2 separate regions of the Mus musculus genome follow, and region 2 is linked to region 1. The links are chromatin contacts, found by Hi-C or POLR2A ChIA-PET in ENCODE. All regions are on one chromosome and are shown on one strand. The core of a region is the stretch at or near the end of the contact, and the rest is flanking DNA. Distances in the headings are between cores, read along the strand shown.

Evidence for each region. A loop is a pair of places that touch in the nucleus more often than their neighbours do. ChIA-PET counts read pairs that join two places held with the same protein, here RNA polymerase II (POLR2A).
Region 2: a loop to region 1 is called in a map of heart, with 2.5 times the contacts of the local background. The contact joins two enhancer-like sites. A Hi-C loop is called at or near these places in 15 of 37 maps with a recorded cell type or tissue (CH12.LX, CH12F3, Patski and 8 more). POLR2A ChIA-PET finds 5 or more read pairs at or near these places in 3 of 5 experiments (Patski and embryonic stem cell).

What each region holds. Positions count from the first base shown.
Region 1 is chr16:92,401,528-92,405,544 of GRCm38, forward strand. All of the region lies in intron 1 of Rcan1 (regulator of calcineurin 1), which reads right to left. Among named protein-coding and RNA genes, the nearest start is that of Gm29805, 21 kb to the left of the region's middle. Within about 2 kb of position 1,632, at least 2 of the 3 ENCODE cell types and tissues checked have a DNase peak (open chromatin) inside an H3K27ac peak, as active enhancers do; they include gastrocnemius and heart, where a contact is called at or near this core.
Region 2 is chr16:92,442,052-92,446,068 of GRCm38, forward strand. All of the region lies in intron 1 of Rcan1 (regulator of calcineurin 1), which reads right to left. It overlaps Gm41498 (a long non-coding RNA gene), which reads right to left. Exons shown (of 2, transcript XR_876260.2): 1 at 1-4,017. Among named protein-coding and RNA genes, the nearest start is that of Gm41498, 2.6 kb to the right of the region's middle. Within about 2 kb of position 1,903, at least 2 of the 3 ENCODE cell types and tissues checked have a DNase peak (open chromatin) inside an H3K27ac peak, as active enhancers do; they include gastrocnemius and heart, where a contact is called at or near this core.

The DNA.
Region 1 (4,017 bases), core at 382-2,881:
GCAGTAGGTGCGTGTCAGTCACCAGGATTCTGAGGCAGACTGTCGCCAGAACAAGCTTAGCAAAAGTTTCAGACAGCATGGTGAGGGGCAGGGGGCTCCAAGGAGAATCAAGTCTACGAGGTAAAATGGACATTGCTGCTTAGAGGGTCTCATAGGAGCCTGCAGACAGACTCTCTGATTCTCCAGCAGAGGGAAAAGTAGGGGAAGAAAATATGCCACCAAGAGCCTTTTGATGTGCCCTATATGTCTACCCTGCCAGTCTACAAACTCACTAGGGAACTGAAAAACCAGGGCACCTGGAAGTCTGTTAGTGCAGACTCATAGACAGTGCTCTCAGAAGGATGCTTACCAAGATCTGAGGGATAATGCAGGAGCTGTGGAGGGGAGGGCTGCTGCAGGAGCTGGGGGAGGGCTGCTGAAGGAACTATGGGAAGGGGGAGGGCTGCTGCAGGAATTGTGGGGAGGGGAGGGCTGCTGCAGGAACTGTGGGAAGGGGGAGGGCTGCTGCAGGAATTGTGGGGAGGGTAGGGCTGCTGCAGGAGCTGTGGAGGGGGAGGGCTGCTGCAGGGGCTGTGGGGAGGGGGAGGGCTGCTGCAGGAGCGGTACTTGGAATCCTATTTCTTTATTAATGCAATCTTTCCTGGGCACATAAAGATCACCGTTCCCCTGTAACTTCTTGGAAAACACTGCTTGCAAAGTTTGAGAAACAGCCACGGGCTGTCAGAGGTTTCTCACAACCTGGAGACCATCACTTCGGATTAAGGGAGGCAGCTCTGATATCACTTCGGATTAAGGGAGGCAGGGCTGATTTAGAGATGACAAGGCCAGAGCCAATGCTTAGTCATCCTGTCAGCTCCTTTTGCCTGTTCTTTCCAGACTCGACCTGCTCCTACGACTTTTACCTTCTGCTCTGATGCAGTCTCACCCAAAGGCAGATGCTTCAATCTCACACAAAACCTGGGCTGCTGCCAGTGGGGACCCTGGCCACGCCCGCTGACACCCACCTCCCCTGCGGGCTCACCCACATGGCTGTCTTCCTTCATCCAGGTGTCAAATGGCTTTCCCAATCCTCAACTCAATCTTTCCAACAAGTCCATCCCATCCCTTTGTCTCCCTGAGTGTGAGCTGCTTTCTGGCGGGGCCTCTCCTCAGCCTGTCTCTCCCAGGCAGCAGCTCATTCCTGCTCTCTTCAGGATTGAGAAAACCTCTGGAAGTTTCCTTCAGGCAGCCTGGGGACACAGACACTGCACTGAGGCCTGGAGAGGAACTGGCAGTCACTAAGAAGGGAAGCTGCTTCAGGAGAGCAGGAAGGCCGGGCTAGAATCTGTGACTCCCCAACACTAGACAGAAAACCCAGCCTCAGGGCTGGGTGCCCCTCAGCCCTGGGTTTGACACCCCCCCCCCTCGCATGCACCAGTGTCTCACACGCCTGTAATCCCAGCTCTTGGAAGGTGGAGGCTGGAGGATAAGAAATTCACAGTTATCTTTGGCTAAATCATGAGACCCAGAACAGCCTAGGCTACACACTGAGGTTCAGATCTGGGAGGCAGCTCAGAAGTAGGACCTGCGAGGAATGTGCTGTGTGGCCTTCCCTGCTGTCTCCATCACCGCCAATGGCTGCCTTCCAGGTCTGAGGCGGAAGCAGCACACACCCCGTCCTCAGGTCCTTCCTGCTTCCTCCTCTACCGGACTACTTTCAAGTCCGATACGCTGCATGCCGAAATATGCCGTCCCATGCTCCCTCATCCTTCAGGAGGGTGACATATGATGGGAAAGTGCTGGGGACAGCCAACTGTGTCATATGACAAACACAATCCCACTGCAACTTTAGGGAAACCAGGAGGCTCCCATCAAGTTACAGAGGGAAGCCGATGTTTACATGTCAGAGAGTTGGGCTCATGCCCTGAACTAGAATGTGTGAGACCCAGAGCTGTCCTTGCTCCCTCAGCACAATGGCCTGGTTAGTCGTTCCCACCCTGTGGCAGCCACCCTCATCACCTGAAGAAAAGTGGTTGCTAATGTTTACAAACTGGGAGCTTTCATGCAGAAACGAATTTCTGATTTTTCTGGTAGAACAGGGAGAGGCTATGGCTATACAGCTATGAGCCCTGTGTGGTTTGAGCTATGTGGATGACCTTCTGACATACTGATATTCTCCAATACTAGTGTCCCAGTGGCACTACCCATGGGTATCTCACTGGGTGGGGTGCTGTAAGTACAGGCAGGGCAGCTTGGCCATCCCACGGCTTGCACTGCCCTGCCTATAGAGTTCTGTCCCTGTCAACCTCTGACAGCAGGTCTTTAGAAGTGTTTATTCACTTCTCATTTCTAGAGCCCAGTCACAGGGATGCCACTCTCTTTAGTGACTTGCTGGGCACTTGAACAATGGTCTTTCACTCTTGAAAACATACTGTAAGCTCCAGGGAATTATAAGACAGTCAAGGGGATGGGGATGTCCGAGACACCACTCAATTGTACAGAAACCACTATTGGTTCCAATAGCAATCCCCAGTAAGAAATTATGTTGCCATTTGAAAGAGAAATGTTTAAACACAGGCTCATGTGGCACTGTTCTGGAAGGCTAAGGAGCCATTAGGAGGTGCGACCTAGCTGAGGAACATAGGCTAGTGGGAGGGCCTTTGAGGGTTAAGTCCACCTCTCCTTCAGGACCAACTCTGCTTCCTAATCCATTAGGATACAAGCAAATCCCTCCAGCAAAGCTCCCACAAGTCCCTGCAGCACAAGCTCCCACAAGTCCCTGCAGCAAAGCTCCCACAAGTCCCTGCAGCAAAGCTCCCATAAGTCCCTGCAGTAAAGCTCCCATAAGTCCTTGCAGCACAAGCTACCACAAGTCCCTGCAGACACAAGCCAAGTCACCATTCTTTTTCTGAGAAAATGGACTGTGCTCTGTAAACTGTGCCCAAATAACACCCAACCCTGTGCTGTCCTTCACGTTCTTTCTCTCGGGGGTTCCACAATGGAGGAGACAGTGGCTGAAAATCAGGACCCTACATTTATAGGTCTCCACAGAATTAGCTTGCAATGAATGGAAGCAGGAAGTCCTGTTATTAGAAGACAGAGTACAGCCAGGGTGCTGCTGGGGGTCTTTAACTCTTTAATCCCAGTACTTGAGAGGCAGAGGCAGGGGGATCTTTATGAGTTTAAGGCCATACTGTTCAACAAACCAAGTTCCAGGCCAATCAGAGCTACACAGTGAGGCCTTGTCTCAAGAGAGAGGGGCTGCGTGGTGGCGCACACCTTTAATCCCAGCACTTGGGAGGCAGAGGCAGGCGGATTTCTGAGTTCGAGGCCAGCCTGGTCTACAAAGTGAGTTCCAGGACAGCCAGGACTGCACAGAGAAACCCTGGAGAGAGAGAGAGAGAGAGAGAGAGAGAGAGAGAGAGAGAGAGAGAGAGAGAGAGAGAGAGAGAGAGAGAAGGCTGAAAGTGGTTCACAGGAGGAGGCTTGTATTTTTTTTAAAGATTCATTTTACTTGGATGAATGTTTTATCTGCACATATAAAGACAGTGCACCACACATGTACCCCGTGTCCACATGTATGTGGATATGTGCCAGTGTCCACGGAGGCCAGAGAAAGGCATCAAGTCCCCTGGAGCTGGAGTTACTGATGGTTCTAAGTCACCATGTGAGTGCTGGGAACTGAACCTGCCTGCGTCCTTGCTAAGAGCAGTAAGTGCTCTTAATTGCTGAGCCAAGTTCCCAGGTCCCAGGATTTTTAAAGTTTGGTTTTTTTAAGGTCATCTTGAGAAGATAACACTTTAAACTGTTTGTTTCTGTAAAGATGTAGGACATATTTAGTAAATCATCTTAGGTTGAAAGTAACTGTGAAGCCCATTCAACCTGGCTTTATGTTTTTAAATAACATCCTCTAGGGTGAGCCACCCGGGTTCTTCTGAGAAATGGTTATGGAGACCCAGCAGCCCCTTAGCAACCATGGGAGGGAAGTATTTCATACCTACAGCGATCAACTTCGTCAGCTCAACCAACCCACTATCC
Region 2 (4,017 bases), core at 653-3,152, 41 kb after region 1:
TTGAGCACTGAGCCGGGACCTTCAGGAAGAGCCGGGGCAGAAGGAAGGAAGACTCAGGCCTACTCTGTATGTCCCCTGGACACGCAAGCTGGCTGTATAGTAGGAAATCAAGGACGGCCTTCACCAGACACAGGGTAGTCGGACTCTTGCTATGAATGGCAATCACCTGTACTGGAGGAGCCCAAGGAGAGCAAAGGACACCTTCTCGTCTCCCAGGGACACCTTCTCATCTCCCAGGCACGCACGCGGTCAGCACTGATGCAGCTGGAAAGGGAAGCCTTGATCCAAGGCCAAGTGCATCCGCTCTGACCGCAGTGGCGTCTCTCTGTGAGAACTGGGTCAAAAGGAAGGAGAAGGCTTTGTAGATGGCCCCACAAAGAATCCATCCTGAGGGAGGGTGGCGAGGGAACCCCTAACCTTCTACACCTTCACCTGAGAAGAAATATCTCCTTGGCTGCAGCAAGTTTGCAGGAGCTCTGGCGTCAGCAGAAGTGGTCTGGTTTCTCATCAAGTCACAATAAATAAGTAGCCAATAAGAAAGAATAACCAATTGTATTTCGTGATTTGCTTTTTAGCGGTGGGTCCCTGGGGAGATGTGTGGCTTGCTGTTTAGGACCCACGTGGAGAGGCTGTTAAGAATTCCATGGCTGGGCTGGGGGAGTGCTCAGTTGATAAAAATACTTGCCTTGAGAGTAGGAGTTTGACCTGCAGAACTTCCCCGCCCCCCCCCCACACACACACACACAAAGGGGAAAGCCAGGTGGATCGCTGGAGCTCACCTGCCTGCCAGCCCAGACGACTTGTAAGTTACAGGTTAGCAACAGACATCAGTTCAGAAACACAAAAGGTGAATGGCAACTATGGACCGATACCTGAGGCTGACCTCTGACCTCTAAATGAACATACACAGGTCTACACACACACACACACACACACACACACACACACACACACACGATGGTTGAGAAGCAGTGCACATGTTTGACATCATCTGAGTTTTGAATGAGCGCTTTATGTGGCTCTGACAGACAGCCATTTCTCACGACACATGACTCTACATGTGTACTGACCAAGCCCTCAGACCAGCTCAGTCACGATGCCCTAGTGCAGCACAGTTCCTTGGGCATTACCCACTCTTGCAGGTAGCTCCTGCTTGCTTTACAGAACAAAGGGCACATGAAACCAGCCAGGGGTCCAGGCTGCCACCTCCCTCCAGTGCATTTCTACAACCAGATCAAGAGCTCCCACATCCCTGAGCACCTATATCCCTGAGCACCCACACACCTGAGCACCCACACCCCTGAGCTTAGAAGAGGCGAGCAGAGGCCGGCAGGCCCGGCTGCGTGAGCTTCTCCTGTGTAGGCTGCTGGTTTGCCGTGAGCCTGAACACTGGAATTTCCATGTCTTTTCTTCCAACCTGTCTCCAGGATAGCTGAGAGGAATCAGATGGCAGCAGCCAGAGTCAGACACTCACATATCACAGGTGTCAGGGCTCCCAGGGGAGAATGTCACACACAGTTCTCTCAGACCCAAAATGTTGATAACCAGAATTGCCTCGACATCTTAAAATAAAAGAGAAGTGGCCAAGGACTACCAAGGAGAAGGGTGACTGGCGTTTTGCTCCAGTGGGTTAGTCAAGCCATCTTATCTGTCATCGAGTGTACAGAGGCGAGGCTGTTCAGCAGGGTCAACAGTTGCGACTTCCTGTAGCAAGCGAGCTCTGCTGGCACGCAGGCCCGGCAGCAATGGAAAGACTGACAAGGCGTCCTTCTACCTTCCTGAGGCCTGGCTGATACGGAAACTGGCTGGCCCGGCCTCGATGGAAAGTGTGAGTCCACTCTTGCTTAGGGCTGAATGACTGAATGAATAGTCAGTCTGGGGCCCATGCTAAAATATCACTGCAGCTCACTCTGCTGGCCGGGATCCAGTCCTGTCCTTCCCTGGGGTGCAACCCAAGGCAGTGCTTATAAAAGCAGCAGGGACAGGCTACTCGGGACTGGAGTCAGGGAGCAGTGGGTGTGGTGGTGCCCACAAAGCACCCAGCAGTAGGTGGCATATACTTTCTGTTGCCCCCCACCTGGTGCTGGTCTCAGGGAGATCTTCAGGGCTGTGTAGTTTTTGTCCCACTCTATGGATGACAGAACGACTGGCTCAAGATTGCACAAACAGGGAGACTCCAGAACCTATCTGATAATTGATGGCCTGCAACCACCCTCACTTCTTACATGCATGCACGCACACTGGAATCTCAGCAAAGAACCAGGAGCCACATTCTGCAGAGAACACCCGTGAATGGGGCCGGGGGAGAGCTGGGAGAACAGTTTCAGGTGAAAACTTTCTAAAATGTCCTGTAGACAGGGAAGACCAGGCGTGCCAGGGGAGCGCTGTGGGTTGGCCTGTTTCAGCAACAGGGGAAACTGGAACTAATGACAGAAGGAGAGAAGATGGAAAGCCAGGGTTTACTAAAACACCACACGGATGCTCGGCGCTCCTCACGGGAATATTCCTCAGACTGAAGGGATGGACTGGAAGCAGAGAGGAAGAGGAAGAGGAAGAGGAAGAGGAGGAGGAGGAGGAGGGAAAGGAGGAGGGGAAAGGAGAGAAGAAAAGACTCCCAGCTTCTAAGCTCCCAGGTCTCTGCTGTATGCTGACCAATCTGATCAGGGCATTGAACCAACCCTAAAGATGGAGCAGTCGCATCACTGCCTTTAACCACGGCGGCGGGTGTGTGTGTGTTGGGGGGCAGGGGAGTGAACAACAGGAGAAAGTGGTAGATGTGAGGGGGAGGCAGGGGGAGTAACGGCGACCCCCAGCTGGGAATCGCTTCTCAGAGTCTTGCTGGCAGGCAGGCAGGCAGGCAGGCAGGCAGTTTCTCCTGGATGTGTCCTGGGTATGAGGCAAGGACCCATCAGCTCTGGGCTCAGCCTCAGGAGACACCTTGGACTCGCTTGAGCCACAGGAGGATATTTCTCAGTGTGACATTTACTCATGAACCAGGTGAGGGTTTAGGTGCTGGGAGCTTGGTTATCACAAAGATGACTTCCTGGGCACAGCTGCTATTCCAACAGAGAGAGGTGAGTGACCGAGTTCTGAGCTGTTGGGAAGTGACCTGCACCACAAGGACAGCTAAGATGGTCAGAGTGAGCTGCCTAGGAAGACCTGTCAGGGACTCAGGGTGTGTCCACGAGGGGAAGCACACTAGGAACTCCAAGCAGTACCCACCACACCGGAGCACCATCAAGAGGACAGACTGCTCCCACATGCCGGAAGCAGAGGAGGCGGCTCTGGAAGGACGAAGCAGGCAGTCCACAACGTGTTCACAGACGCCCCATGGCCCGCCGAGCATGCGCAGTGTGACCAGCCAGATGCGACTGATGTTTGGGGGAACAGCACCTCAGGAAAGCAGGAAGGGTGACCATCAAGAGGCTGTGGTTGGGGGTCGGGAGGAGCTGGAAAGATGTGAGAGCACGCACTGTTCTTACAGAAGACCAGAGCTCCAGCACGCATGTCTAGTAGGTCACAGCCTCTGAACAGTTCTAGAGGATCTCACGCCCTCTTCTGGCTTCTGTGGGCAACTGCAACCATGTGCAGCAACCCACCTCAATATACATACTTTGAGGATAAAATTAAAGTTTAAAAAAAGTGACTGTGCCCAGGCCGTGACGTGGAAATCTTCAGACACATGGTACTTCCTGTGTGTCTGGGTGAGAATGTGAAGAAGGAAGCCAAGGGCCATCTGTGTGGACACTGGAGAGATTTTTACGTGCATTCAAAGGAGAAGCACCTGCCATTCATTTCAGAAGTAATACTGTTAGCTAAGAACATCCCGCAGGTGTTCTGACCTCACCCTTGGAGAGAGAGTCCAGGTCCCCATCACAGTTGAGTTGAATCCATGACCCCTGTCCCGGTTACAGTTTGCCTTGTGCAAGGTCACCCACAGGTCTCACGTTTGAATACCTGGTCCCCAGCTGCCAGCACTGTTTGGGGAGATTGGTGACAGTGAACTAGCCTGAGCCT